Regions from separate parts of the Homo sapiens genome. Here regions 2 and 3 are each linked to region 1. The links are chromatin loops, found by intact Hi-C in ENCODE. Cell type or tissue: ovary. All regions are shown on one strand. Links, peaks and the distances in the headings refer to the core of each region. The heading gives the core; the rest is flanking DNA. Region 1 overlaps NOC4L (nucleolar complex associated 4 homolog). Region 2 holds the start of P2RX2 (purinergic receptor P2X 2). Region 3 overlaps LRCOL1 (leucine rich colipase like 1).

Region 1 (10,772 bases), core at 1,599-9,598:
TCTTCATTACTTTTTCCTCTTATCTACCCAGTTTCCATTCTCTCATGCAGCCGGAACCACTGGACTAGAATGACAGCAGGATCAGCCCAGCACCGCGCCACCGCCTCCCCGTCTGCCTGCCAGCCAGTAGGGCTTCAGCCACTCACCAGCTGTCCCAAGCAGCAAAGCCCGTCGGGCCTCGGGGAGCACTGTCTGTGGCAGTTCACAGCTCCTTCCCCGACACTGTCACGTGCCTGAGTGGCCCAGACAGCAATCGGCCAGCATGCTGAGCAGAGCTGGGAGCAGGGTGGACCTGGCAGAGCACTCCCCAGCTGGGGTGAAGAGGGCTCGCCCAGCGTGGGCATGGGCGGCTGCCTAGACACCCACGTGAGCACTGCCCAAGCTCTGGGGAAACGAATGAAAGAAGGAAAAGGGGCCGAGAGAGGCGAGAAGAGAACAATGCTGTTTCAGTCCCAGGTCCAATCACACCTGCTGCCAGCCCCATCTGTTCACATCTCATTCCCCAGAGCCCGTGGCTGTGTCCCCCACGGGGCAGAAGAGACTCTGCAGGTGAGACCGGCTGAGGGTCTAGCAGGGGGTCCTCCTGGATGACCCCGGCCCAGTTCATCACATGGTCCTTACAGGATGGAGGCAGGAGAGGCAGAGGGAGCAGTGGCCGCAGCAGCAGAGGTCGGGGTGACAAGCAAGGGACCATGCCAGAGCCCAGGAGCACAGCAGACTCTGGAGCCCAAAGAAGTCAGCAACGAGTCTTCCCAGAACCCCCAGAGGTGCCCAACCCGCCCACACCTCCACACCCCGCCCTTCCACGCCCAGCCCCGCCCACATCTCCATGCCCTGCCCACACCTCCATGCCCCTCCACGCCCAGCCACACCCCGCCACGCCCATACCTCCATGCCAGCCCAGAGCAAAGCCTCTGACTATGCCTTCAGGGGACCTGCCACCTGCAGTATCAGAACTCGGACCACGAGCCCCCAGAGAACAGTGCTGCAGGGGACAGACCCCGGGGGGCCACAGCGAACGGGGAGCTTCCCGAGGTCTTCGAGGGGCGCCATCGAGACAGACGTGGTGCGGAGCACACAGGGGCAGTGGAGGCTCCGCGAGGCACCATCCTCAGCACAGGATGCCACCACAGAGACACTGGGACTGGAGGCATTGGGAGGGCAGCGGGGCCCCAGGGGTCTCCTGAAGGTCACCCGCCCAGCACCCCCCAAGACAGGCGCTACCGTGTGAGCTCCCCACAGCTGATGCAACAAGTCACCACAAGCCAGTGGCCTAGAACCATGCATCTTCATCACAGTCTGGCAGCCAGGAGACCGAGATGCTGTCCTGAGGCAGGTGTGGGCAGGTTGGGGCAAATATGGGCAGGTGTGGGCAGGCGGGGCCCTCAGAGACTCAGGGAGGACCCATTCCTGCCTTTTCCAGCTCCCAGAGGCCCCTGCTCCACCCTCGGAGCCGATGGATAGTTCCGGCCTCCGCCCTCCTCTTCACGCCTCTGACTAGGACACCGGCCACCGGACTGATGGCCCACCCTGAATGCAGGATGATCTCAGCTGGCTCCTTAATCTGCAAAGACCCTATTTCCAAATAAGGTCCACTCGCCGATGCTGGGGGCCAGGACGGGGACATCTCTTTCCGGGGGACACGTTAGCCCCCGTGAGATCCGAGGAGTGAACCCCACCCCCTGTGAAGGCTGCGGGATGAGGGGTCCCCGTAGGCACCCTGAAAACACCAGCAAAGCTGGTGCAGAACATCTAGGAAGACCAGGCAGGGTCAGAGGCATTTTGGGGGCCACCGCGTCACACGTGCAGGGAGGGCGCTGAGGAAGGTGGGTGGGGGCCCAGGGCCTGCGTGTGCGCGTGTGTGTGTGCGCATGTAGTGGTGTGTGTGTGTAATGGTGTGTGTGTGTAGTGGTGTGTGCATGTAGTGGTGTGTGTACGTAGTGGTGTATGTAGTGGTGTGCGTGTAGTGGTGTGTGTGTGTGTAGTGTGTGTGTAGTGGTGTGTGTAGTGTGTGTGTAATGGTGTGTGTGTAGTGGTGTGTATGTGTAGTGTGTGCATAGTGGTGTGTGTGTGTAGTGTGTGTAGTGGTGTGTGTGTGTAGTGTGTAGTGGTCTGTATGTATAGTGTGTGCATAGTGATGTGTGTAGTGTGTGTAGTAGTGTGTGTGTAGTGTGTGTAGTCGTGTGCGTAGTGTGTGTGTAATGGTGTGTGCGTGTAGTGGTATGTATGTGTAGTGTGCATAGTGTGTGTGTAGTGTGTGTGTAGTGTGTGTGTAATGGTGTGGGTGTAGTGATGTGTAGTGGTGTGTGTAGTGTAATGGTGTGTGTGTGTAGTGGTGTGTATGTGTAGTGTGCATAGTGGTGTGTGTGTAGTGTAGTGGTGTGTGTAGTGTGTGTAGTGGTGTGTGCATAGTGGTGTGTGTTGCGTGTGTGTAGTGGTGTGTGTAGTGGCGTGTATGTGTAGTGTGTGCATAGTGGTGTGTGTAGTGTGTAGTGGTGTGTGTGTAGTGTGTAGTGTGTGTAGTGTGTGTGTAATGGTGTGTGTGTAGTGGTATGTGTAGTGTGTGCATAGTGGTGTGTGTGTAGTGTGTAGTGGTGTGTAGTGTGTGTGTAGTGGTGTCTAATGGTGTGTGTAGTGGTGTGTATGTGTAGTGTGTACATAGTGGTGTGTGTGTAGTGTGTAGTGGTGTGTGTAGTGTAATGTGTGTGTAGTGGTGTGTGTAGTGTGTGTGTAATGGTGTGTGTGTAGTGGTGTGTATGTGTAGTGTGTGCATAGTGGTGTGTGTGTGTAGTGTGTGTGTAGTGGTGTGTGTAGTGTGTGTGTAATGGTGTGTGTGTAGTGTGTGCATAGTGGTGTGTAGTGGTGTGTGTAGTGTGTGTGTAATGGTGTGTGTGTAGTGGTGTGTAGTGGTGTGTGTAGTGTGTGTGTAATGGTGTGTGTGTAGTGGTGTGTAGTGGTGTGTGTAGTGTGTGTGTAATGGTGTGTGAGTGTAGTGGTGTGTGTATGTAGTGTGCATAGTGGTGTGTGTAGTGTAGTGGTGTGTGTGTAGTGTGTGTGTAGTGGTGTTTGTAGTGTGTGTGTAATGGTGTGTGTAGTGGTGTGTATGTGTAGTGTGTGCAGTGGTGTGTGTAGTGTGTGTGTAATGGTGTGTGCGTGTAGTGGTGTGTGTAGTGTGTGTAATGCTGTGTGTGTGTAGTGGTGTGTGTAGTGTGTGCGTGTAGTGGTGTGTGTAGTGTGTGTAATGGTGTGTGTGTAGTGGTGTATGTGTAGTGTGTGCATAGTGGAGTGTGTAGTGTGTGTAATGTGTGTAGTGTGTGTGTAGTGGTGTAGTGTGTGCCTGTAGTGTGTGTAGTGTGTGTGTAGCGTAATGTGTGTGTAGTGGTGTGTATGTGTGTGCATAGTGGTGTGTGTAGTGTGTAATGGTGTGTGTGTAGTGGTGTGTGTGTAGTGTGTAGTGGTGCGTGTGTGTAGTGGTGCGTGTGTAGTGGTGTGTGTAGTGGTTGTGTGTAGTGTGTGTAGTGGTGTGTGTAGTGTGTGCGTGTAGTGGTGTGTGTAGTGTGTGTGTAGTGGTTGTGTGTTGTGTGTAGTGGTGTGTGTAGTGTGTAGTGGCGTGTAGTGGTGTGTGTAGTGGTGTATGCAGTGGTGTGTATGCAGTGGTGTGTAGTGGTGTGTGTGTAGTGTGTGTAGTGTGTGTGTGTAGTGGTGTGTGTAGTGTGTGTGTAGTGGTGTGTGTAGTGTGTGTAGTGGTTTGTATGTTGTGTGTGTAGTGTGTGTACTGTGCGTGTAGTGTGTGTAGTGGTGTGTGTAGTGGTGTGTGTAGTGGTGTATGTAGTGGTGTGTGTGTAGTGGTGTGTGTAGTGGTTGTGTGTAGTGTGTAGTGGTACGTGTAGTGGTTGTGTGTGTAGTGTGTGCGTGTAGTGTGTGTGTAGTGGTTGTGTGTGTAGTGTGTGTAGTGTGTGTAGTGTGTGTAGTGGTGTATGTAGTGTGTATGCAGTGGTGTGTGTGTAGTGGTGTGTGTAGTGTAGTGTGTGTAATGGTGTGTGTGGTGTGTGTGTGGTGTGTGTAGTGTGCGTGTAGTGGTTTGTATGTAGTGTGTGTGTAGTGGTGTGTGTACTGTGTGCGTGTAGTGTGTAGCGGTGTGTGTGTAGTGGTGTATGCAGTGTGTGTGTGTAGTGGTGTGTGTAGTGTGTGCGTGTAGTGTGTGTAGTGGTGTGTGTAGTGGTATGTAGTGTGTAGTGGTGTGTGTAGTGGTTTGTATGTAGTGTGTGTGTAGTGGTGTGTGTAGTGGTATATGTAGTGGTGTGTGTAGTGTGCGTGTAGTGGTGTGTGTGTGTAGTGTGTGTAGTGGTTTGTATGTAGTGTGTAGTGGTGTGTGTACTGTGTGTGTAGTATGTGTAGTGGTGTGTGTAGTGGTGTATGTAGTGTGTGTGTAGTGGTGTGTGTAGTGTGTGCGTGTAGTGGTGTGTGTGTGTAGTGTGTGTAGTGGTTTGTATGTAGTGTGTAGTGGTGTGTGTACTGTGCGTGTAGTGTGAGTAGTGGTGTGTGTAGTGGTGTATCTAGTGTGTGTAGTGGTGTGTGTGTGTAGTGGTGTGTGTAGTGTGTGTAGTGGTGTGTGTACTGTGTGCGTGTAGTGTGTGTAGTGGTGTGTGTACTGTGTGCGTGTAGTGTGTGTAGTGGTGTGTGTAGTGGTGTAGTGTGTGTAGTGTGTGTGTGTAGTGGTGTGTGTAGTGTGTGTAGTGGTGTGTGTAGTGGTGTATCTAGTGTGTGTAGTGGTGTGTATGTAGCGGTGTGTGTCATGTTGCATGGTGAGCTCTAACGACCCCAGCCCCCAACACCCAACTCTACCTCCTGCCACCCGGAGTGCAGGCGAGCCGTCCCCACCAAGTCCACACTGCAGGTTCACGAGCGAAATCAGTGCTGCTGCAGTTCCACACCGCTACGTTCTGAAGTCACTTTCTGAGCATAGACCCTGGCAGCACACTCTGCAGATGGGACAACTGAGGCCTGGGGCCGTGCCACCCTCCCAGCCGGGAGTGGAGCCCGCGCCGTTGGAGACCGGCATGGCCTTCACCGTGGGCTGCTGGCCCCAGTGGGGGAAGACCCAGACACCGCAGGGAACGGACACGCTCCTCGCTGTCCAGCGGGAATCGCTTACCGCCGGGGCCTTCGCCACAGCTCCCAGCACGACCGACGCTCGGGAAACGACTGCTGATTCTCCGCAGCTGATTTCCTCAACGCCAATTAAACGCTCCAGCGTCCCTTATCGCCGGAACGCGCGCTCCACAGCTCTTCAGCTATCCCTCATTACGGATGTAGCTGTGACTTCACTGTCCGGCAGCCGCGTTCATTTCCTGAAGGGAGACCCGGAATCGGGGGACGGGAGGAGAGGGAGAGACAAGACAGAGAGGGAGCGGGGGAAGCACAGGGGGAGAGAGGCCCCACTGGTGCGGCGCTGTTCTCCGTGTGCAGTGAGGACACCGCCGGGTACACGCAGGTGCCGGCTGGGTATTGGCCTCATAGGTGATTGAAGGGGCCCCTGGAATTTCTCTAAGATTCTGGAACTGACGGTGTCTCAGTCCGTCTGCACCACTGTTACAGGTTACCTGAGAGCAGGTAACTTCTAAAAAGTGACACTGTCTTCTCTCCAGTTCCGCAGGCCGGGAAGTCCAGGATGAAGGCACCAGCCTCTAGCGAGGGCCTCCTGGCTGCGCCCAACCTGACAGGAGGCCAAAGGCCAGAGAGCAGCCGGCTCAGCACCACGTGAAGAATCCACTTTTACAAAGGCCTGAATCCCATTAACAAGGATGGCGCCCTTGCGGACGAGGCACTCCTAACACCGCCTGGTGGGCAGCACCTGGATCTGGGAGGGCAGGCGCTCCTCCACAGCACAGGGGACGTCCCCGTGCTCTCGGGGATGGCGGCAACACCTGTATTTCAGAGGGCATGCGCTCCTCGGGGGCAGCACCTGGATCTCGGAGAGCACACGCTCCTCCACAGCACAGGGGACGTCCCCGTGCTCTCAGAGATGGGGGTCACCAGCCAGGGAGAGGGGACCTCAGGCGGTGAAGGAGGTCCCTGTTCATGCCCGGCTCATGCGGGGAACACAGGGAGCAGAGGACCGAACACGGTTACGTGGAGGTTGCTAGACACAGAGCCCCTCTGACGACAGAATCCAAGCCTGGCTGACTCGGAGGCGCTTTCACTCTCCTCCTGGCCTCGCCCATCATCCGAGATCCGCCTAACAGCCCAGCACAAACCCTCCGTGATGTCAGGAGGGAGGCCCTGGCTGAATCCGAGCAGGAAATACTGCAGACCCCGGCGAGGTGAAACCTAGCAGGGCAGCTCGGGCGCTGCAGGCCTGGGCAAGGCTGCAGCGGCCTCTGGTGGCCGCATGAGCTCAGGATGCCAGCACCTAGGCCCAGCCCTGCCCCAGGAGCCCAAGGAGGGCGGGGAGGGGGGCCAGGGCTCTGGAGCGTACCCGGTGTGACAGGCTGCCTGGGACACAGCAAGAGGACGGGCCCTGTCTGCCCTGCTGCAGCGGGAGTGCTGAGAGGGCTCGGGCGGGACAGCATGAAGAGTGGGGAAGGAGGGGCGCCTGTGCAGGACTACCACGCACGGGGTACCAGGGAAGGCCTCCCGGGGGGACGGGGACGGGACGTTCAAACCAGGGCAACACAGGGAAAAGCGGCAGAGGCCACAGCTGTGGCTGGTGCAAAGGCCCTGGGGCAGGAGCCAGTTCACTTGAGGAGCCCGCTGGGGCAGAGGGAAGCAGCCAGGGGGATGCTGGGAGCAGAGGCAACATCTCCACCATCACTCTGCCCCCCAAAACCCCGCTGGGCACACGGAGGGTCCCGGCCAATGCTGGGCCGGCAGGGTGACACCCCCAAGCCACGGCCAAGGCACTCCCCGCCCTCCCCAGCCACACCCACGCGCACCAAGCTCTGTTCCAGTGCCCCATCCCACCCTGTCCTCGAATAAGCAGACTGTCAAAAGGAAACTGGGGGTCACTGTGTAGACAGAAAACCTAGTTTGTTTGGTATAAATTTGGTTCCCTAAAAATAAACACCCCGATAACAAGGCTGTGCTGCAGCCGGACCAGCGCCTCCCACAGCGGGGGAAACTCCACTGCAGCTGGACCAGGGCCTCCCACGGGGGTGGGGGCAGGGAACTCCAGAGGGGCCCAGGCACTGCCTGTAACTCTACGCAGCATCTACCCGGAACTCTACGCAGTATCCACCCGGGGCCTCTACACAGCACCCACCCGGAATTCTACGCACCATCCACCCAGAACTCCACGCGGCATCCACCCGGGGCCTCGCGGGGCTCCCAGAACGAAGGCCAGATCGGCAGGACACAGCCAGCGTGGGATGCTGACACTCACAGGAACCCCCGACTCACACCAACCCCCCACTGACACCAACACCCCCCACTCAAACCAACCTCCCATTCACACTAATCCTAACCCACCCCCCACACACACCACCCCCCCATTCACACCAACTCTCCCCTCACACCAACACCCCCACTCACAACCAAACTCCCCCCAGTCACACTGACCCCCCACTCACACCACCTCCCCTCACTCCCACACACACCATACCCGTCTACACCACCATACACCTCCCACCACAACTGACCCAGGCAGAGAGAACCCCCCCAACCCTGCTCCCTCCCAGGTGTCTGGAGTGTAACCTCAGCAGAGGCCCCGAGCTCTGCCAACAGGGAGGTCACTGGGGCCAGGGGATGAGGGAGGCTGGGTGACCGGTGACACTGGTGGGCCGGAGGCCCTGGGAAAGACCACGCCTCAGGTTCCCCACCATCCCCTCCCAGGCTGTGGAGTCGGCAGGGGCCTCGCTTTGCCATGTGCCTGGTGGGCTCAGGCAGATGTGAGGCCCTCGGCCTGGCAGAGGCATCCAGCCGCCCCAGTCCACACTCCCTGAGCCTTTCTCCTGCAAAAACATTTATTCACAGGTGGGCTGGGGTCAGCTGAGATTTATTCACAGGTGGGCCAGGGTCAGCTGAGCGTGAAGTGCTGGGCACAGAGTTCACCCGGCCGTCCCAGCAGGCCCTGGGCTGGGATAAACTCCAGTGGCACCGGCTCGGGCCCCTTCTTCTTCAGGTCCCGCTCAAAGATCTGCAAAGCACAAAGCACGGCGGCTCTCAGGCTTGGCTCAGCGCCCCGTGGCCCAGACCCTCGCACCCTGGCCCAGTTCCGCACCTCGTAGGCCGTGAGCTCCAGCAGTGGCGCGATGCTGACCTCAGGCATGGACAGGGCCTGGTTGATGACGCTGGCGGCTTTGGACACCTCAGGGTGGTAGTGGCGCTGGAGGGCCTGGGGCAGTAGGGCCGTTAAGAGGCAGCTGCCCCAGGCCCCCGCCCTGTGCCCCCAGCCATGGCCTCCCTGTGCTCCCAACCAGAGTGGGCGGGGTCGGGACGGAGCCACGTGAGAAGGCCAAGCACCCAGCACCCACAAACCCAGGTGGCCAGCTGGGGACGCAACATGAGGCTATGCGGGAGGTGGCACGGGGAGCTGGGCTTTCTGAGGGGCCGAAGGATGGCTCGGGAGGCCCCAGGGTGTGGCAGCAGCGCCCTCACCTGAAGCTCCCACAGGGAGCTCTCCAAGGCCCGGCTCTGGGCTGGGTCCTCCTCTCCAGGGTCGTAGGGGTCGGCGTCCAACTCTAGGAATGAGACGTGGGCCCTTGTCTGCCGTCCACAGCACCAGGCACCCCCGCCCCAGCTCCAGCCCAGCCTCCGAGGGCCCCGCAACTCACCAGGGCCGTGTGGACGGTGCACGAGGACCCGGCAGGCAGGGTGCCGGCGCAGCAGGTTACAGATGAAAGGCAGGACCATGAGCAGGGCCTCAGGGGGAGCCGTCAGGGCCAGGCGGGCCAGCCGCTTGGCGAAGGCGGCCACCAGGTAGGCGGGGAGGTGGCTGGGCAGGGCAGTGGTTGTGAGACAGGGCCCGGACTGCTAGCCCCCACCACCCTCCCCTGGCCCCAGGCTGCAGCCGCACAGAGCAGGGCAGAGCCAGGTGCCCTGGTACTCACGAGGAGGACAGGAAGAGGTCAGCCAGGTGGAAGAAGCGGGCGCGGTACTTGACGTGAAAGACAGAGGGGTCCAAGAGGCCGTAGAGCTTCCGGTAGAAGTCAGGGTACTCCCTGCGGGCCGGGGGGAAGGAGCAGCGGATGGAGCAGGGCCCGGGAACTGAGGCCTCCAAGGCCAGGGTCTCACTCGGCGCCCCTTCCTCCCGCCCAGGGACTCCAACACCATGGCCTGTGAGGAAAGCGGGGACCCCGTGGGGCAGGGTGGGAAGGGGACAGAGGAGCAGGGCTGGGCAGACTGGGAAGAAGACCTGCACCCCTGGTGACACTCACAGGTTGTGTTTGTGAATCAAGATGAACAGCCCGTTCAAGGCCAAGAGGCTGAGGGCCCCCCCTGCAGACAGACAGACACAGGCTGGAGCTGCAGTGACCTCGCTCCCACCCTACCCCCTGCCCACACTGAGTGTAAGTCTGTGGAGTGTGGCCTCTGCCCCTGCTGTCCCCTCCCACAGCCCCCACGGACACAAAGCTGGAGACCACATGCAGGGCAGGGGAGTGGGGGGTGGAGGCAGTGGGATCGGGGAAGAGGTGCTGCGGGGTGGGGGTTGGGGGTGTGAGCGAGGCGGCGGCACTCACCGAGGGGATTAGGGGTGTGGTGTGAGCGAGGCGGCGGCACTCACCGAGGGGATTAGGGGTGTGGTATGAGCGAGGCGGCGGCACTCACCGAGGGGATTAGGGGTGTGGTATGAGCGAGGCGGCGGCACTCACCGAGGGGATTAGGGGTGTGGTATGAGCGAGGCGGCGGCACTCACCGAGGGGATTAGGGGTGTGGTGTGAGCGAGGCGGCGGCACTCACCGAGGGGATTAGGGGTGTGGTGTGAGCGAGGCGGCGGCACTCACCGAGGGGATTAGGGGTGTGGTGTGAGCGAGGCGGCGGCACTCACCGAGGGGATTAGGGGTGTGGTGTGAGCGAGGCGGCGGCACTCACCGAGGGGATTAGGGGTGTGGTGTGAGCGAGGCGGCGGCACTCACCGAGGGGATTAGGGGTGTGGTGTGAGCGAGGCGGCGGCACTCACCGAGGGGATTAGGGGTGTGGTGTGAGCGAGGCGGCGGCACTCACCGAGGGGATTAGGGGTGTGGTGTGAGCGAGGCGGCGGCACTCACCGAGGGGATTAGGGGTGTGGTGTGAGCGAGGCGGCGGCACTCACCGAGGGGATTAGGGGTGTGGTGTGAGCGAGGCGGCGGCACTCACCGAGGGGATTAGGGGTGTGGTGTGAGCGAGGCGGCGGCACTCACCGAGGGGATTAGGGGTGTGGTGTGAGCGAGGCGGCGGCACTCACCGAGGGGATTAGGGGTGTGAGCGAGGCGGCGGCACTCACCGAGGGGATTAGGGGTGTGGTGTGAGTGAGGCGGCGGCACTCACCGAGGGGATTAGGGGTGTGGTATGAGCGAGGCGGCGGCACTCACCGAGGGGATTAGGGGTGTGGTAGGAGTGAGGCGGCGGCACTCACCGAGGGGATTAGGGGTGTGGTGTGAGCGAGGCGGCGGCACTCACCGAGGGGATTAGGGGTGTGGTGTGAGCGAGGCGGCGGCACTCACCGAGGGGATTAGGGGTGTGGTGTGAGCGAGGCGGCCGCACTCACCGAGGGGATTAGGGGTGTGGTGTGAGTGAGGCGGCCGCACTCACCGAGGGGATTAGGGGTGTGGTAGGAGTGAGGCGGCGGCACTCAC
Region 2 (8,510 bases), core at 1-8,000, 470 kb before region 1:
GCCGCTCCTACGTGCTTCCTGAGGTCATCTGCCGCAGCTGTAACTTCTGCCGCGACCTGGACCTGTGTAAAGACTCTTCCTTCTCAGAGGTGCGGCTGAGCTCCAGCGGGCCCTTCACTGTGGAGCAGAACATCCGAGGGCACTGCGGTGTCTTGAGGGCTTCTGCAGCTCCAGCTCTGTGGGTCACACCTGCTGCCCCTCTGACTCACATGGATTGGCAACAGGCCCCTTCCCAGGCCTCCCCACACCATGTTCGGAATGTTGTCCTAGGAAGGGCTCAAGTGCAGGTGGGAGGCCAGAGTGCGTGCAGCTGCACTCAGGAGACTCGCCCGTCACCAGGCGCTTCTCACAGCCCCTTCCTCTCCTGAGATCCTGCCCATGGCACTGTGGTCTGGAGGCTGGGCTGGTGACCTCTCGCACTCTTGCTCTGCCTAGGATGGGGCGGTCCTGCCTCAGTGGCTCTGCTCCAACTGTCAGGCGCCCTACGACTCCTCTGCCATCGAGATGACGCTGGTGGAAGTTCTACAGAAGAAGCTGATGGCCTTCACCCTGCAGGACCTGGTGAGTCGTGCATGCCGCCTGCCCGTGTGCCCTGGAGTCCACAGGGGGGTTTCTGTGCACTCCCGGGAGCCGGGGTGTGTGCAGGTCCTGAGGCACGCCCTGGTGTCTTCCAAGGGGCCTGCCCTGCAGACCAGTCCATGCCCTGAGCCTGATGGACTGTTCTGTCCACACTGGTTGAGCACCTGCCTTGGGTCAAGAGCTGGCCTTGTGGGTGCTTCGTTCTAGCGGAAGGAGGCAGACACTCCCAAGTGTGAAGAGAAGGAAAGGAGGAAGAGGGAGTTGCACAGCTCGGCCACAGGAAGGTCTTGCCGAGGGGCATCTGAGCAGAGGCTGGGGGACGCGCCAAGCTGCCGTGTGGTGGTGCACGGCGTTCAGGCCTGCAGGATGGAGGGAGTGAGCAGGGCCTGGAGGAGGCCTCAGGACTGGGCATCTGGGGTGGAACATCCACAGCGAGGGTGGGTGTAGGGAAGGCGCTGGCACCGTGGGATGAGGTCGTGCATTTTACTCATAACCGAGGGCTGGCTGCACACAGCAGGGGCTCGAGGCTTACTGATGGGCCCACGAATGTGTCTCGCGAGCCTGTGAAGAAGCAGCAGGCAGGTCTGGCCAGCGCGGGAGGGCTGGCGCCCATCGGGGCTGCTCCCTTTCAGGTCTGCCTGAAGTGCCGCGGGGTGAAGGAGACCAGCATGCCTGTGTACTGCAGCTGCGCGGGAGACTTCGCCCTCACCATCCACACCCAGGTGGGCTCTCCCTCATCTGCCTCGGCTCAGCCTGGCCTCCTTGGCCTCCTCTCTGAGTGGACTGGGGTCTCACTGTGCCTGTTTATTCCTGCAGGTCTTCATGGAACAGATCGGAATATTCCGGAACATTGCCCAGCACTACGGCATGTCGTACCTCCTGGAGACCCTGGAGTGGCTGCTGCAGAAGAACCCACAGCTGGGCCATTAGCCAGCCCCGGGCCCCGGGTGCCTCTGCGTCCGTGCCAGGCCTCCTGATGCCAAGGCCACATCCCCGTGCTTCCAGTGACCAGACCACTGACCACCCTGACTGTCCAAACCTGTGACCCCAGGCCAGGGAACGGGGAGGAAACCAAAGAAAACCATTTTCAGGGAGCTCAGACGTCACAGGAGGGAGCGGGAGCAGGATGTGGCCCTGGCCTCGCCAGAGCACCTGAAGAAGCAGGCCGTGAGCGAGGCTGCGAGTGCCCTGGGCGCCGTTTCTCACGCAGTGAATGCTTTTCCAGGCCTCTGTTGCTTCCTGCACCACACCTGGTGGGGTGGGAGCGTCCTCTAGGTGCCCCTAGTTCTTTGTCCTGCCTCCCAGAGGGAGGAAAAGCCCCTGGGGGCTTCTGGCTCCCTGAGATTGGGCTCTGAGACGAGACGGGTTCCCAAGGCCCTGGTGGGGCTGGAGTCTCACCTGTTTGCATGGAGAAATGGGCTGGCCCCACAGCCTCACAGGAGCAGTTTGTGGGCTGGTTTCCCCAGGAATCCAGACCCTAACCCGTGAGAATCTGGATTTTGGCTTGTGAGCCCTGCTTATTTGGAGCCGGGTCTAGAGGGAACCCTCTATCAGCCTCAGGAAAACAAGACCTCTGTGCACCTCACTTTTGGCTCACTGCAGCCCTTGTCCTTCACCTCCACACAGGACCAGCTGGAAGCAGAAAGAAGAAAGGCCAATTTCACAGGGCACCAAACAAGTATGAAATGTAAATCAGAAATGCAGACACCCCAGACGAGAGCCTCACAGGAGGGAGGGGGCCCCACAGGCTCCCCAGGAGGCTCGTGTCTTTGGCCCAGAGCCAGCCTTAGTTTGTCCCTGCCATCTACTGTCTGAGGCCATCGCTGCTACACTTTGTTTTTATTTGTATTTCATACTGAAGTTTCTCTAGGTTGTCACTGTGTATTTGTGCAGAGCGCCTCAGATCGGGGACTGGGTACCACTGGGCACGTGTTTGGCCCCTGGATGCTGCTGGGGCCGCCTGCCTGGAGAAACCTGATGCCTGCTCAGATGGAGGAGTGCTGAGGCCTCCAGAGTGGAGATCAAATCAAATTAGGGCAAGCAGGGGAGGAGGGAGGCTGGCTGACTAGGCTTCATTCCTGGAAGCGAATCTGGAGAACCCTCAGGAATGAGGAGTGATGGGGCCAGGGGACAGCCGCTCGTCCCCCAGGAAGGCCACCTAGCAGGACCAGGGGTCGCCCGGTGCAGCCGTGGGCGCCAGTCAGCCTGGGTTCACTGTGAGGCTAGCTGCGGGCATTTGAGTAGTGGTGGAGGGGTCAGAAACGGGAAGCTCTGGCCCTGGTTCCCAAGCAGCGGCTCAACCAGAAGAGCCAGTTTCTCCAAAAATGAGCTGGATATTTGTGAGCCACACAGCATGTGCAGGCCGTGGGGTGACCTGAGGCCGATGCCCGAGGCTGGGAGGCCACAGTCAAGGGAAATGGGGCCCACGGAAGACATGTTCTCGCCACCTGAACACAGCGCTGGGATGAGGACTCTGGAGTTGTGCTGAGACCTCCAAACTCAGGCTTTAGGGTCAGACCAGGGTCGTCTTACCCGCCCTTCTCCGCTCTTTGACCTTTGGGCGTGGTGTTGCTCTCCTGAGACTGGGTTTCCCTTCAGAGGCAGGATGTCATCTGTCACTGGCACAGGTGACATCATGACGCTGTTCTGGGCTCCTCCCCCCACCCAGTGGGCACCAGTCTAACCACTGCAGCATCTGAGGATGCAGTAACCAGATTACCCCCAGGCCCTGATGCAGTTAGTGCTGGCTCCCGGGCTGGTGTCCTTCCACCCCCGCCTGGCCTGACTTCCCATCTCGGCATTCCTGCCCCCTCCCATGGAGTAGGAATGAACACTGGTCTGAGCACTGCTGTAGTCTGAGCTTTCGTTTTCCTTGTGTGCAGCTGTCCCGGCCTCCCTCCTATTTCTCTCTTCCTGAGTCATGCTGTCCTCCCACATTTTGAGATGAGCCAGCTTTGGTTTGGAGTCTGGGGTGGCCCTGTCAGAAGCAAGTGCACTGAGGAGGTGGCCTGGGTCCCAGTGCACTCCCAGCCTGGGCAGACCTGACCGTGGCCTGGCTGGCTGTGGGGACCATGTGTCATGGGGCAGGCAGACATGTGCCCTGCACACCTCGCAGGCTGCTTAGAGGGGAGATGACCCAGACAGAGGTCACCGTGCAGCCCAGCTCCAGGCCGACAGGGCCTGACATCCCATATTGACAGGCTCACGATGCTCCTCCCCAAGGAACGAGGCCAGAAGGTTCTGCTCACAGGTTTATTGGACTGAGTATGTTGTGACTTCTAAGGGAAGAGTCTGGGCAGATTCAAGGTTACAACGCCTGTGGGGTGGGGTGGGGTGGGGTTCCCAGGGCCCAAGACCGGGAGCAGAGCCCCTCAGAGCTCAGCTGGCTTGGGTTCCAGGTGGCTGTGAGAGGTGATGGGAAGTGAGCAGCCCTGTAGGGACCAGCTGGGGAGGAGGTGTCAGGGGCTGTATGCCAGGGTGGGGCACAAGCCTGGGGCCAGAGCGTGCCCCCAGCCCTTGCACAGGGATCCTGTGGTGCCCCGTTTCGTGGAGATGCTCCGCTACTGAGGTGCCCACGTCCACGTGCAGGTCCCTAGCTGGGGACTCTCTGGCCCCACCAGGCCGGGTCTGCAGTCCAGTGAGATGGAAAGGAGCTCAGAGTTGAGCCAAACCTTTGGGGTCTGTGGGTGTGGAGGCTTGGGCAGGCTCGGAGGCAGGAGTGTCCACCATCTGCTCAGAAGGGGCAGAGATGGGGCAAGGCCGCAGGGGCGGGAAGGCTGGGCCACACTCTGCCCCTTGTTGGCCCTCCTGGCCTGATGGAGGGCTGGGGTGCTGGTCCTCGGAGCGGTGGCCGGGTTCGGGAGGGGCCTGGCCCAATACACGGGCAAGGGTCACAGGCCAGCTACCTGAGGGGTGGCTCGGCGTACACACCTTGTCAAATTTCTTATGGCTGTAGACCTTGTTTTTGTTCATGAATGTTAGCAAGATCCAGTCGCACAGGAAGGAGCCCTGGGGCCAGCAGAGACCGGTGTGTAAGGGCCTGGTGGACCCCCCGCACCCGCTGGGACCCCAGAGAGGGTTCCTTACCACCCCGACGGAAGTCAGAGCTGTGGCCAGATTAATAATGGTGGGAATCAGGCTGAACTTCCCGGCCTGGGGAGAATGGGGGTCGTGGTCAGAATGTCTGACGGCGTCTGATGGGGCTTAAGGGAGGGGTGGGGCGTGAGGAGCTCAGACCCAGGCTAGCAGGGCTGGCCACCCACCCCCAGCAGGTGCAGGCACCTGTCCATGCACAATGACGTCAATGCGGATCCCGTAGGCCTTGATGAGCGTGCGGGTGGTGGTGCCATTGATCTTGTAGTATTTGGCAAACCTGCAATGGGAACGCCAGTGCCCACTCGTCCTCTGCACTCCAGGGCTGCCCCACAGGCATTGGGCCTCTCGGGACCCCACCACAGCTATGCCAGTGTGGACAGCGGTGTCCCAAGTACAGCACCTGAAGTTGTAGCCTGACGAGGCAGGCACGTGCTTGGGGTCAAGCCTCCGGAAGGAGTACTTGGGGTTGCACTCCGATGCAGGCAGGTCCAGGTCACAGTCCCAGTTGATAATGACCCCGATGACACCACCCTGCCAAGAAGGAGCCAGAGAAGGGGGTCAGGAGGGCACACGAGAGGCCCCTCGAGAGCCCGGGTCAGTCCCAGGCCAGGGAAGGGGGTCACAAGGGCACACGAGAGGCCCCTCGAGAGCCCGGGTCAGTCCCAGGCTGCATGTGAGGTGTGCACTGAGGGGCCCATGGGGCAGCTCAGGGGTACTGGTGGGCGTCCAGTGTCTGAGGCACAAGGGGTGCCAGCAGCCAGCCCCATGGCCAGTGTCAATAATTCAGCAAGCGCCACACCGGATGGGTTGCGCTGATCGCATTTCTTTTCCTCTGCCTGAGCGGGGCCAGCTGGTCAGGAGGGAGGAGGGACTGGTCCCCTGTACCCCAGGCCCTCTCTGTGCAGGTGGGAGCCCACCCTGGCCCCACCCTGCCTGCGCTTGCCCTGCCTTGTGTGCGAGCTCTGTGAAGCTCTCCCCAGCCTTCTCCACGATAAAGCCCAGCTTGAAGATGGGGCAGTAGAGGTCGGAGGCCTCGTGGAACGTGCAGCGCTTCAGGTACCCGTCTGTGCGGTCGGCGATGTTGCCCCTGAGGAGGCGGCAGGAGGCGAGACCTGCACCCCAAATACCCCATTCCCAGAAGGCAGCCCTCAGGCTGGGCCGTCACCACACCCCGCGGCTCTTACTTGGAGAAGTGGAATTTGGGGTAGTGGATGCTGTTCTTGATGAGGATGGTGAAATTTGGGGCCATCGTACCCAGAAATTGGCTGAGGAGGCACAGAAGGGTTGTTTAGTCCCCTCTTCCCGCAAAGCCCCCGCCTGGCATTGGCCCCCACCCCTCCCCAGATCTTGTCACTCCTGCCCCGCCCGTTTGGCCTCTGGTCAGGGGAAAAGGATCAGAGGGGAGGCTGGGCCCCAGGCCGGGGCGCAGGTGCACCTGACAGAGGCCCCATCTTCCACCGGGCACCAGCCGAACACCTCGCAGGTCTTGGAGGGCCCCTGGTAATAGGGCACACAGCGCCCAGTCCTCAGGCCTGGGAGGCAGAGGTCACTGAGGCATTAGCGGGGACGCAGCCCTGCCCCACCCGCCCAGCCCCAGCTGGCGCACACCGACCGTTTCCCAGCATGTCCAGCTCCCCAGCCACGCAGTCGGCGTCGGAGAGGCAGGTGGCGTTGTGGACCCTTATGCTCTAGGGTGGAGGCGGCCCAGTCAGGGACCCCGCAAGGGACAGCTGGCCCGCCTAGCTGAGGCGGGGTCCCCCAGCGCCGCGGGATCCCCTCACCTCGGGGCAGGTTCCCTGGGTCTGGGAGTGGGTGGCCTCGACCCTGGTGATGATGCTGAACACGCTGCCCCCCTGGGCTCAGAAAGAGGGGGCGGTCGGCCAGGCGGCAGCCGCTGCCCCCTCCGCCCACTAGGGTAGGGTGCACGGCGGGGCGGGGGGCAGGGGGCGGCCCGCACCTCGGGGGGCTTCACGTACTCCTCCACGTCCCACACTTTGTGCTCGGACGTGGTGATCCCCTTGACCTTGGTGATGATGGAGCTCTCGGGGCCCGTCTCGCTCTCCTGGTAGCTTTTCTGCACGATGAATACGTACCTGCGGGCAGGGGCGGCGCCGGCTCCGGAGGCGACCCTGGGAAGGCTGAGTCCCGCCCGCAGGCACGGCAGGGGCCCTCCCGCGACCCGGGTCCGCTCTGCGGGGCTCTTGGGGCCTGCCCCGCGCCCTCGGTCCCAGCCCCAGCCCCTGCCCCGCGCCCCCGGTCCCAGCCCCAGCCCCTGCCCCGCGCCCCTGGTCCCAGCCCCAGCCCCGCGCCTCCAGCCCAGCACCCCGAGTCCCAGCCCCTGCCCCACGCCCCCAGTCCCAGCCCCTGCCCCGCGCCCCCAATCCCAGCCCCTGCCCCGCGCCCCCGGTCCCAGCCCCAGCCCCTGCCCCGCGCCCCCGGTCCCAGCCCCAGCCCCAGCCCCGCGCCTCCAGCCCAGCGCCCCCAATCCCAGCCCCTCCCCTGCGCCCCGCACCCCGCGCCCCGCACCCCGCGCCCCGCGCACCACACGAAGTAGAGCAGGATGAGCAGCTGCACGGCGCGGTACAGGACCCCCAGGCGCCGGTTCCTCACCACGATCACCTTGGGCGTCTCGTAGTCCCAGAGGGCGGACCAGCAGCCCCGGGCCAGGCGCCGGGCGGTCGCCCCGGCGGGGTACTTGGGCTGGGCGGCGGCCATGGCGCGGGCGGCCCCCACCTCCAGGAAGGCGCTGCAGGGCTGAGGGTCGGCCCCGCTGCGCACCGAGAGCGGGGGGCGCGCGGCGGGCGGGTAGCTCGCGGCTCCGCCTCCGGGGTGCGGCCTCGAGCCCGCCCCGCCTCGCCCCGGCCCCGCCCCGCCCCGCAGGTGTCCCGGGAGTCCCGGGTGTCCCAGGTGGGGCTGGGAGCGGGGCCTCGCGGGGACAGAGCCGGGGGCGCGGCAGCCCAGCCCCAGCTCTTGGTCCAGGTGGGGGCCGAGCGCGGAACCGGCGGTCTCGAAGTTGGAGGGTCGGGATTCCCCGGGTGGGAACTTTTTCCGAGCTCGAGGAGAAAGACATGGGAAGTCCCGCCGGCCTCCGCGGCGCCCCCCACCCCGTCCAGGCCGGTTCCTGCCGCGGCTGCCGGGGCTTCGAGCGCAACCTGCACTCCCGCCTTTGCCAGCAGACGCCTCGCTTCCAGCTCCTGCCTCCGCCGCAGCTCCAGCCCTCGAGCTGGAGAGGGATCCACGGCCGATCCGTTTTCTTCTTTGCAAGCCAGAGTTTTCTTTCTTTCTTTCTTTCTTTTTTTTTTTTTTTGGTAACTTTTCGAACCTCCACCCCACCCACATTATTTTGAAGCAAATCCCAAGCATCACAGTTTTTCACAAAATAATTTTAAAATAGTTTATTATGATAAAATCAGCATAGCATGTAATTAACTATTTTAAAGTAAACAATTCAGTGACATTCACAACATTGTGCAACCACCACCGCCTCTGTTTCGTCCCCAAACACTTTCCCCACCCCAAAATAAAACTCCCATCCATTAAGCAGTCACGACCCGTTCCACACTCCTCCCATGCCCTGGCAACCACTGGTCGCTTTTCTGTCTCAGTGAATGGACTTGCCTGTTCTGGATATTTCATATCAAGGAAATGCAATATTTGTTTCTGGGTTAATGCCTTTTCTGTCTGGCTTCATTCACTGAGCATGTTTTCAAGGTTCATCCACATTGTAGCATGTGTCAGGGCATCACCCCTTCTTATGGCCAGGAGAAATGTCTAGGCTATCCAAAGAAGGAATTTAGATTGCTTTCAAACTAACTCTGTGAATAGTGCTGTTATAA
Region 3 (10,772 bases), core at 1,597-9,596, 450 kb before region 1:
ACACGCAGGGCAATGCCGCTGCTTCATCTGATGCCCGCACTGCTGCGGGGCTGGGCAGCAAGGGCCCCTCCAGGAGGGACCCCAGGCTGAGGCCCCCGCTCCCGCTCACAGCAGGTGCTCACGTTCAAATTCATCAGGGGAACCACTGTCCGCTGGGAAAAGTCTTCTTCAAAATCCATTTTTCACGTTTTGCCTCGATGTGTTAAAAAAAATCCATTTTCCATGCAGTGCTAAAAAGAAATGAGTCATTATGCCACGAAAAGCCACAGAGGAACCTTAAATGGCACTTAGTGAAATAAGCCAACCCGAAAAGGCTACAGACCGATTCCAACCAAACGGGATTCTGGAGAAGGCAAAACCAAGCTGACAGTGAAAAGCTCGGTGGCTGTCAGCAGCTGGGGAGGGAGGAGCGAATAGACGGGGCACGGGGATGTTTAGGGCATCGGATCGGCTTTGCAGGATACTGAAATGGCAGTTATGAGAACGCACTCACCCAAACCCGCAGCAGGCACACACCGGCTGAGCTGTGGACTCCGGGTGATGATGGCACGTCCCTGTGGGTCTATCAATGGTGGACAGATGTGTCACACGAGTGCAGCATGTTTATAATAGGGGAAACTGAGGCAGGGGAAAGAAGGTGGCATATGAGAATTATATTTTCTGCACTTTTTTTGTAAGCATAAAACTGCTTTAGAAAATAAAGTCCATTAAGTTTTTAAAAGTCTGTCTTGCAAGAGAAAGGATCGGGAAGGGATGGGAAGGGAGTGGGGAGGCCAGCACCAGGTGCCAGGCAGGACAAGGCTGGCGTGGACACACTCCCACACAATCCTGGGTCTCTGCAGGTCCACACACCCGATGGCCGGCCCGGGGTGGACGCTGCTGCTACTGCTGCTGCTGCTGCTGCTGCTGGGGTCCATGGCAGGGTATGGGCCACAGAAGAAGTTGAACCTGTCCCATAAGGTGGGTGCCGGGCACCCCTGATGCCCCTGCAGGCCCCACACGCGCCATAAGGTGGGTGCCGGGCGCCCCTGAGGCCCTTGCAGTCCCCACCCGCGAGGGCTGCCACTTTCCGTCAGGAGGGTCTCAAAGGGACACAAAGCGCCTTCCTGGATGAAACCCTCCCTGAGGCTGCACTCGCTCTCCTGGCCACACGCCCGGCTGTGCTGCCCAAGCACACTTGAGGCTATGGGACGGCGACCCCAGCACCAGGAGCAGCCCTGGGGCCACCACGGCCACCGTCAACCAGGCAGGAGAGAGCGGGGCCACATGGGAGCTGCACCAGTGTGCACTTCTGTTTTTGAAAATATACCCATTTTTCTTTTTTATTTTATTACTTTTTAAATTGTGTGCGTGTGTGTGTAAGAGAGAGAGAGAGAGAGAGATGAAGCCTCGCTCTGTCGCCCAGGCTGGAGTGCAGTGGCACGATCTCAGCTCACTGCAACCTTCACCTTCTGGGTTCAGGCGATTCTCCTGCCTCTGCCTCCCGAGTAGCTGGGATTACAGGCGCGCGCCACCACGCCTGGCTAAATTTTGCATTTTTGGTAGAGATGGGGTTTCACCATGTTGACGAGGCTGTTCTCAAACTCCTGACCTCAGGTGATCCACCGGCCTCACCCTCCCAAAGTGCTGGGATTACAGGCATGAGCCACTGCGCCTGGCCAGAAAATATACCCACTTTTAATAAAAAGTTGTTATTTATGTTAACATGCAATGGGATTACTGTTTTTATCTTAAAATTCTCTCAGTTTTAGGGTGGAATCCAGTAACGTCAATAGACATAGCCTCATCCACAACACTCTGAGCAAACAAGACCAGAGGTCGCGCACACAGCAGCACCTTGCGTGTGTGTGGGTGGGGGGTGGCTACAAGCCGTGGTGCAGGGGGGAGGCCTGGCTCTCAGCTCACCTCTGCCAGCTGTGCAATCCTGGGCACCTTGCTCGCCTTCCCTGAGCCTGTTTCTTCTCCTGTAAAATGCCAGGCACTGGGCTGGCCTGAGAGCTTCACCCATGCTCTGCTGCTGCATCCTTGCCCTCAGTGCCTTGGTTTACCCTCTTCCACGTGGCTCACAGTAGACATTCCCTTTCTCAGCCCCGGGCCCCCAGCACTGACCTGCCAGAACCACGGCAGTCTGGGTTTGTTCCAGAAACTTCTCAGGAAACCCAAGTTTGAAGGATGGTGACACAGGGGAGCCAAGGAGAGGGCAGGCCTTTCCTGAGTGCTGAGTCTGCAGGCCCTGCCCAGGAACAGGTGAGCGAGCTGGTGAGTGGTGTTTCAGGGCATCGGGGAGCCATGCAGGAGACACGAGGAGTGCCAGAGCAACTGCTGTACCATCAACAGCCTGGCCCCACACACGCTCTGCACCCCTAAGACCATCTTCCTGCAGTGCCTGCCCTGGAGGAAGGTGAGGTGCGTGCAGGGGCGGGGGTGGAGGAGCGAGACTGCCTGTGGCCCCCTCCTACCTGCCCCTGAAGAGCCAGGGAGTGGATGGTGGGTGCAGGGATGACGCGTCTCCTGTCCCATAGCCCAATGGGTACAGATGCTCGCACGACTCAGAGTGCCAGAGCAGCTGCTGCGTCCGCAACAACAGCCCGCAGGAGTTGTGCACGCCCCAAAGCGTCTTCCTGCAGTGTGTGCCCTGGCGCAAGGTGAGCTGCGGGCACCCGGGGCAGATGGAGCAGGGGTAGCCGGAGACAGCCCCTCTCCACGACTGCTGCCTGGCTGCCTCCCCAGCCCAACGGCGACTTCTGCAGCAGCCATCAGGAGTGTCACAGCCAGTGCTGCATCCAGCTGAGGGAGTACAGCCCCTTCCGCTGCATTCCCCGGACCGGGATCCTGGCCCAGTGCCTGCCCCTGGTAAGTCCCGGGCGGGGGCTCAGCCTCCAGGCCCTCCCTTGGCCGCCACAGGGAAGTCGCACAGAAACACAGCAACTGGACCGGGACCGCGGCTGTGAGAGGTGGGCTCTGAGCACCCAGGCACCCCTGCTGGGAGAGGCCGGCGCTTCACCGCCCATCTCATAAGGTGGGGGCCGCAGAGAAGGCTCCTGGGCTGGCACTGAGCCCACCAGGCCCCGCAGGGCACGGGTGCCCGGTCAGAGACCGTCAGAGCCTGCGGAGCCGCGGGGAGGGGGACCCAGGACCATCCCCCGTGGGAGCTGGGGTTGGACGTCTTCAGGCCGGAGAGGGAACAGCCTCACCAGCCCTGGAGGAGGAGGGTCCTGGCTTCTCCCCTCCCTCCCCCGACCTCTGCTGTGGCTTTTCCTGACGGGAAATCCATGGGACAAGCCGTGCTCGGTGCAGGCTCCCGCTCTGCTGAGCCCTGGGGCCAGGGGAGGGGGCCAGGTCGCCAGCGGCGCAAACGCGGTGGGGGCGCAAGTGCGTGTTTGCTGGAGCCCAGAGCTCCCGTCTGGGGTGAAAGGGTCGTGGCACCCAGAGGTGAGGTTTGTTCACAGCCCTCGGGTACCACCAGGCGCCCTCGGGTACCACCAGGCGCCCTCGTGGGCGCTGGGAGCAGCTCCGGGCGCCTGGCGCGGCTCGTGGGCGTCCCTCTCGCGAGCTGAGCGTGGGCGTCGGCCTCTGGGTGCTGTCCCGACCCCCACGAGGCTGGTGCCGGGAGATGCTGTGGCCCCGGGTTCCCGTCCTCCTTCCGCGGCCGCTTCGAGGCCCGTCCCCTGCACGTTTCCTCAGCTTTGGCTTCTCCTTCAGTGATGTGAGCTCGAACCTGGGCGCGAGGGACCGGCCTGGGCCCTGGGATGTTCACGCAGGACCGCGTTGCGCGGGGGCTGGTTCCAGCGGAAGCTTCCCTTACGGTTTGTGCTGCTGTTTCTGGGGCTCTGAAAATCTGTGGGAACTGAAAGGCTGTGACCAGCCTGGTGGCGCGAAGTGTCTGTGAGAACAAATCCCAGGCACTGGGGTGTAGCCTGATTGTTAAACATCAATAAAGGCTCCTGGCCGACTGAGCAGCCGTGTCTCACCCCTTCTGTGTTTTGAATAATAAAAGCATAAAATCTGAAGGAAACCTGGAGGTCACAGAGAGGTGGCGTCGGCTGGGTCCGTGCCAGAGCGGCCTTCTGGGAAGCCTGGGGAGGCACAGGCCATGCTGTGGGAGGCGAGGCCAGGGCCAGAGTATCGGGTTTGCTGTCACCTCCCCACACTGCAGGGGCGTCAAATAAAGGGGTGCAAGCCCGTGTGGTCACCGCAGGTAAAAATCGCTCCCTCCCTGTCCCTGGCACGGGCAGTCCTCAGCACATAGGCACCCGCGTCCGGGACGCAAGCCCAGGCCCCTTCCCCTTCCCCAGGCCCTGGCTGAGCTTCCATGGTCACCTCCCCTCCCCTCGGAGGATCCCTGGTTCAGGCCGAGAACTCTTCTGGCCGCTGACTCCCCAGGGCAGCACTGGGCTCTGCGCGGCTGGGGGCGGGTCTCTCTGCCTCGTTCGGTTTCTGATTCCATCTGCCTGACCTTCCCGGAAATGCCTCCATCCCCAGCCCACCCCATCCCTGCCGTTTTCAGCCTGGGCTGCTGTGTATTTGTTTTTGTCTTGTTCCCGAGTCCTTCCCTGGCACGTGGGTCTTCCTTTCCTAACTAATCATAAACGATTTCCATCTCTGTGACTGCCGGACCATCTGAGGCTCCCCCAGGAGAGACCTGCAGGGGCAGGAACACCTGGCCGCGGTCAACTCTGCACAGCCTGAAGTTACATAGTTTTGGCGACTTCCTTAAGAAAAGTCATATGACATTATGAACACAGTGTTAGGCCTAAAACTGAACATACTTACGGTGAAAGACCCAGCACACCATGAGTGTAGGAAGCTCACATAGGCAGCATCACACACAGAATCGGAGGCTCACACAGGCGGCGTCACACACAGAATCGGAGGCTCACACAGGCGGCGTCACACACAGAATCAGAGGCTCACACAGGCGGCGTCACACACAGAATCGGAGGCTCACACAGGCGGCGTCACACACAGAATCGGAGGCTCACACAGGCGGCGTCACACACAGAATCGGAGGCTCACACAGGCGGCGTCACACACAGAATCGGAGGCTCACACAGGCGGCGTCACACACAGAATCGCACAGCACGTTTTTTACCCTAAAGTTCCTGACTGCACAGCCTTGGATCACGTTTACAAAACGGCAATTTGGTAACGTTTTCTATGGGAGAATGGAAAATCAACTTAGTCTTCCCACGGATGGGGCTGAGCGATGTTTTCTGTGGATACAAGTTGCTCAGGTGTGAACCTCCCTGGGCGTGTGTGGGCGACAGACACAGCCTCCATCACGCGATTCCCATAAGAAGTCAAAACAAACCTCCATCCTGATTAGAAGCTGCTGAGAACTGAATTTTCCACGCATACCTCTACCTGTCTGAAGCCGTCCCACACCCCAGTGTCTAGATCCGGAATCTTCAAACAGGATTGCCCAATGCCAGCAGGACACGTCGGAGACACCATCAGGCTCCTACCTTCATGTTGATGTCAGATGGGTGAGCCCAGCACGGGGGCCATCCCTATGTGGGTGAGCTGAGGTTTGCAGGCTGTCCCCACAGAGGTGAGCCAGGGCTCGGGGGCCGACCCCACGGGGGTGAGCCAGGGAGTGGGGGCCGACCCCATGGGGGTGAGCCAGGGAGTGGGGACCGACCCCACGGGGGCGAGCCAGGGCTCGGGGGCCGTCCTCACGGGGGTGACCCAGGGAATGGGGGCCGTCCCCATGGAAGTGAGCCATGGCGCGGGGCCCATTCCCACGGGGGTGAGCCCAGCAACACCAGGGAAAAGCTTCCTCAACTCACCTTCCCCACAGGTAGCTCCCGGCTGCTTGGCGCTCCTCCTCCCGCAGAGATACCGGAAGCACACGGGGGCCGTGCCGAGTAGGGACAGGTCTTGACCCAGTACAGTGAAAAGATCTTATTTTCCCAAACTTCACAGAAACATCAACCGTGTGTTTGTCAGAGTCAGTTGGCGGCAGACGCCACACCAACATGGGGACAGGGGCGTCTACGGTGAGGGGTTGTGCGCTGGTTCCAGGAGGAGCAAAGTGAGCCCAGCAGGCAGCCCCCAGGGTGGATGCAGAAGGGGTTCCCTGCCTGGCGCTCGGGAGACGGTGGGGCCACAGCCACTGATTTGGAGAAGCTCTCTGGGTTGAGGCCGGGGGCCCACAGCGGGGCCAGCAGCACTGTGCGCTAGAGGGAAGCACCTCTGGGTCTACGCGGCCAGGGGAGCCACTGAACCGGGAAGCCCCCGCTGCACCCACCCATGGCAGAGGGGCTGCCGGTGGGCAGTTCCAGAACCATCTATCAGTGTGAGGCTGCCGGCCCCAGGATACCGATGATCCCCCCATCTGTCCAAACCCCTCGAATCCTGTTTGTTGTCATGTTGGGTCAACTTCACTATGAATTTGGAAGTCTAAGAAAATTACAAAACGAAACAACATCGTGAAAGGGCGTCAGACGCCACCGCTTCTGAGTGCGCCTGTCCGTTCCTTCCACATGGGCGCCCTCTCCCGGCCTCTGCCTGGCTGTTCCTTCCGCATGGGCCCCCTCTCCCGGCCGCTGCCTGGCCAGAGTGTGGCCAGGGTCCGCCCCTGCTCCTCAGGGACACAGCCTTGCTGTGGACTGATCGTGTCCTCGCATTCATGGGTTCAGGCCCTGAGCCTCAGCGTGACGGGACTGGAGTGGGGTTCTGGGAGGTGACTGAGGTTTTGATGAGGCCGTGAGGGGCCTTACGAGAAGGGAATTCACGCCCTTGTAATAAGAGGCTCCAGGTGACCATGGTGGTAAACAGTCACGCACTGTGAGAAAAAAGAGACAACAGAGCCGAGCGTGCCAGCTCCCCCTGCCCTGCCATGCCCACCTGCCGGGGGAGGACGCCCTGGGAAGGCAGCTGCCTGCAACCCAGAGGGGGGCCCTCATGGAGCTTGTCCTGCTGGCACCCGGATCTCAATGTCATTATTTTAGCTGCTGGGTGTGTGGTGTTCCGCACGGCAGTCCAAGAAGGCTGAGACGATCCTTGTAGCGAAATCCTGAGAAACCGTTGCTTCCACCCTAACAGTGAGAACAAGCCAGATACGCCGCAACGTGATCGTTGTTATTTTGACCACTCATCCTCAAGTTCTAACAAAATGATAATTTTTAAAAGACAGAACAGAATAGGTAAACATAACCCATCAAACTTGAAAGCATCTGGAAGAAGTGTGGCTCCCAGCACTTCGGGAGGCTGAGGTAGGAGGACTGCTTGAGCCCAGGGGTTTGAGACCACCTTTGGCAACATACCAAGATTCCATCTCTACAAAAAATACAAAACTTAGCTGGGTGTGGTGGTGCATGCTTGTGGTCCCAGCTACTAGGGAGGCTGAGGCAGGAGGATCACTTGAGTCCAGGAGGTCGAGGCTGCAGTGAGCTGTGATTGCATCACTGCCCTCCAGCCTGGGCAACAGAGCAGGAACTTGTCTGAAAAGAAAGGGCCGGGCGTGGTGGCTCATGTCTGTAATCCCAACACTTTGGGAGGCCGAGGTGGGCGGATCACAAGGTCAGGAGATGGAGACCATCCTGGCTAACACAGTGAAACTCCATCTCTACTAAAAATACAAAAACAAAATTAGCTGGGCATGGTGGCGGGCGCCTGTAGTCCCAGCTACTCAGGAGGTTGAGGTGGGAGAATGGTGTGAACCCGGGAGGCAGAGGTTGCAGTGAGCCGAGATCACGCCACTGCACTCCAGCCTGGGCGACAGAAGGAGACTCCATCTCAAAAAAAAAAAAAAAAAAAAAGAACAAGTTGTGTTGGTTTGGTTTTCCGGTTGTTTTTTCTTTTTTCTTTTTCTTTCTTTCTTTCTTTCTTTTTTTTTTTTTTTTGAGACAGAGTCTCGCTCTGTTGCCCAGGCTGGAGTGCAATGGCGCGATCTCGGCTCACTGCAACCTCTGCCTCCTGTGTTCAAGCGATTCTCCTGCCTCAGCCTCCCGAGTAGCTGGGATTACAGGCGCGGGCCACTACGCCCGGCTAATTTTTGCATTTTTTTTCAAGATGAAGCCCCCCCGCACAGTGCTCTAGTCCCCGGAGGGGCCATCAGCTCCAGGGAACGTGTAAAGTGCTTTGTGGCTTTAATAACGCGGTGGGGGAAGGCGGGCGCTTGCTGGTGTGTAATGTCTGCCGGGGGAGATGGAAGTCTGCAATTGCAGGAGGAAACTCGGTCTCCGCACAGCTGCCCAGTGGAGGTTCAGCCGTGAAGGGTCCCGAGAGCCCGCGGTCTGGGCCCAGGTGAGGAAGCGACTGTGAGGGCTGTGGCCACCGTAGGGACGCCAGGAGGCCAGGACCCTCACTCACAGCAGAGGAGGCCAGTCAGCCTGGTCGCTAGGAGGGTTTCTCAGAGCAGGAAGAGCAACAGTGAGGATGCAAACTTGGAAACCTCCTGCATCCTGACTGTGGGTGGAGAGGAGGGGCGCGCGGAGAGGAGCAGGGGCGCGCGGAGAGGAGGGGCGAGCGGAGAGGAGGGGCGCGCGGAGAGGAGGGGCGAGCGGAGAGGAGGGGCGAGCGGAGAGGAGGGGCGCGCGGAGAGGAGCAGGGGCGCGCGGAGAGGAGGGGACGCGCGGAGAGGAGGGGGCGCGCGGAGAGGAGGAGGGGCGCGCGGAGAGGAGGGGGCGCGCGGAGAGGAGGCGGGGCGCGCGGAGAGGAGGGGCGCGCGGAGAGGAGGAGGGGCGCGCGGAGAGGAGGAGGGGCGCGCGGAGAGGAGCAGGGGCGCGCGGAGAGGAGGGGCGCGCGGAGAGGAGGGGCGAGCGGAGAGGAGGAGGGGCGCGCGGAGAGGAGGGGCGCGCGGAGAGGAGGAGGGGCGCGCGGAGAGGAGCAGGGGCGCGCGGAGAGGAGCAGGGGCGCGCGGAGAGGAGGGGCGAGCGGAGAGGAGGGGCGAGCGGAGAGGAGGAGGGGCGCGCGGAGAGGAGGAGGGGCGGGCGGAGAGGAGGGGCGAGCGGAGAGGAGGGGCGAGCGGAGAGGAGGAGGGGCGCGCGGAGAGGAGGGGCGAGCGGAGAGGAGGAGGGGCGCGCGGAGAGGAGGAGGGGCGCGCGGAGAGGAGGCGGGGCGCGCGGAGAGGAGCAGGGGCGCGCGGAGAGGAGGGGCGAGCGGAGAGGAGGAGGGGCGCGCGGAGAGGAGGGGCGCGCGGAGAGGAGGCGGGGCGCGTAGTGAGCACTTCAGTAGACGGTGCGATGGCAGGATGGACAGAGACAGAGAAGGAGAGACACAGAGACAGAGACACAGAGAGATACACAGAGAGAAGGAGAGACACAGAGACAGAGAAGGAGAGGCAGAGACAGAGAAGGAGAGACAGTCAGAGAAGGAGAGACAGAGACACACAAAGACAGAGACAGAGATACACAGAGACAGAGATGGAGAGACAGAGACAGAAGAGACACAGAGACAGAGAGACAGAGATACACAGAGACAGAAGGAGAGACAGAGACAAAGAGACACAGAGACAGGGACACACAGAGACAAGGAGAGACACAGGGACACAGAGAGAAGGAGAGACACAGAGACAGACACATGGAGACAGAGATACACAGAGACAGAGGAGAGACACAGAGACAGAGACACAGAGACACGCAGAGACAGAGGACAGAGACAGAGACACACAAAGAGACATAGAGACAGAGACACACAAAGAGACACAGAGACAGAGACATACAAGGACAGAGACACAAAGAGAGAGACAGAGAGAGTGGGGGGAGAAGAAGAGAAAACCCCAAATTTGTTTTTCACCAAATAGAACAAGGTAGACAAGCGTTGAATTGACAAAAGAAATAGCAATCAGCATTAGAAATGTGACAGGTAAAAAAGCCACAGAAAAAAGGAAGATTTAAAAATTATAAACAGGCCAGGCGCAGTGGCTCACACCTGTAATCCCAGCACTTTGGGAGGCCGAGACAGGCAGATCACGAGGTCAGGAGTTCGAGACCAGCCTGGCCAACATAGTGAAACCCCGTCTCTACTAAAAATACAAAAATTAGCCAAGCATGGTGGTACATGCTTGTAGTCCCAGCTACTCGGAAGGCTGAGGAAGGAGAATCACTTGAACCCGGGAGGCGGAGGTTGTGGTGAGCTGAGATTGCACCACTGCACTTCAGCCTGGGCAGTAGAACAAGACTTCATCTCAAAAAATAAATAAATAAATAAATAAAATAAGCTAACATCACTAGGTGCAGTGGCTCATGCCTGTAATCCCAGCACTTTGGGAGGCTGAGGCGGGTGGATCAACTGAGGTCAGGAATTTGAGATCATCCTGGCCAACATGGCAAAACCCCGTCTGTACTAAAAATACAAAAATTAGACGGGCGTGGTGGTGGGCGCCTGTAATCCCAGCTACTTGGGAGGCTGAGGCAGGAGAATCGCTTGAACCCAGGAGGTGGAGGTTGCAGTGAGCTGAGATCGCACCATTGCACTCCAGCCTGGGCAACAGAGTGAGATTCCGTGTCAAAAAGAAAACAAAAACAAAAACAAAAGCTAACATTGAAGAAAATCTAGTAATTGAATATTAAACTCTTCCGCATACACCTACAGCAAGCATCATACTTTCCTGGAAGCATTAGGAACGTCCCCACCAAAGACAGGAGCAAGGAAAGTCATGCCCGCTGCCCGTCCTACTCACCGTGACCGGGAAGTCCCAGCTGGCGTCAAAAAGCACAGGAGACACGTGAGACCACCACGACGACCGATGAGCCACCCCTGATGGCGCTGGCCCAGTATCTTCCTGGGAAGAAAGAAAAGCACTGGAAACGCTGCTGGAAGGCGTC

Evidence for each region. Peaks named below come from ENCODE experiments on the same cell type or tissue, not always from the same donor. Only the 100,000 strongest peaks of a DNase experiment are listed, where the experiment ranks them.
Region 2: it touches region 1 in a loop (2.7-fold over the local background); 61 of 110 quality-filtered maps call a loop at or near these places.
Region 3: it touches region 1 in a loop (4-fold over the local background); 63 of 110 quality-filtered maps call a loop at or near these places.

Annotation. Positions count from the first base shown.
Region 1 is chr12:132,149,644-132,160,415 of GRCh38, reverse strand. It overlaps NOC4L (nucleolar complex associated 4 homolog), which reads right to left. Exons shown (of 15, transcript NM_024078.3): 10 at 9,375-9,435; 11 at 9,048-9,158; 12 at 8,772-8,932; 13 at 8,596-8,678; 14 at 8,219-8,332; 15 at 7,948-8,134. The coding sequence ends at 8,015. Among named protein-coding and RNA genes, the nearest start is that of NOC4L, 11 kb to the right of the region's middle. RefSeq lists an enhancer at 5,640-6,140. In ovary, for the core only: a CTCF peak has its summit at 6,384 (motif pointing left); DNase peaks (open chromatin) are centred at 6,397 and 9,295; H3K4me3 peaks cover 286 bases.
Region 2 is chr12:132,617,696-132,626,205 of GRCh38, reverse strand. It overlaps P2RX2 (purinergic receptor P2X 2), which reads right to left and starts at 7,430. Exons shown (of 11, transcript NM_170682.4): 1 at 7,217-7,430; 2 at 6,632-6,767; 3 at 6,456-6,527; 4 at 6,287-6,362; 5 at 6,110-6,206; 6 at 5,859-5,939; 7 at 5,623-5,761; 8 at 5,075-5,205; 9 at 4,861-4,951; 10 at 4,666-4,731; 11 at 3,818-4,587. The coding sequence starts at 7,389. The coding sequence ends at 4,234. It overlaps POLE (DNA polymerase epsilon, catalytic subunit), which reads left to right. Exons shown (of 49, transcript NM_006231.4): 46 at 1-89; 47 at 436-561; 48 at 1,212-1,301; 49 at 1,396-2,444. The coding sequence ends at 1,509. In ovary, for the core only: no CTCF peak of the experiment used is centred there; a DNase peak (open chromatin) is centred at 3,445; H3K27ac peaks cover 1,078 bases; H3K27me3 peaks cover 251 bases.
Region 3 is chr12:132,596,335-132,607,106 of GRCh38, reverse strand. LRCOL1 (leucine rich colipase like 1) reads left to right here. Exons shown (of 6, transcript NM_001195520.2): 2 at 843-960; 3 at 2,276-2,401; 4 at 2,523-2,645; 5 at 2,731-2,853; 6 at 3,703-3,956. The coding sequence starts at 856. The coding sequence ends at 3,705. LOC105370094 (a long non-coding RNA gene) reads right to left here. Exons shown (of 3, transcript XR_001749425.2): 1 at 10,628-10,772; 2 at 5,790-7,040; 3 at 5,319-5,510. Among named protein-coding and RNA genes, the nearest start is that of LRCOL1, 8.9 kb to the left of the region's middle. RefSeq lists enhancers at 2,850-3,476, 5,106-5,640, 5,641-6,176. In ovary, for the core only: a CTCF peak has its summit at 6,457 (motif pointing left); DNase peaks (open chromatin) are centred at 2,906, 6,506, 8,176, 8,956 and 7 weaker places; H3K4me3 peaks cover 1,886 bases; H3K27ac peaks cover 952 bases.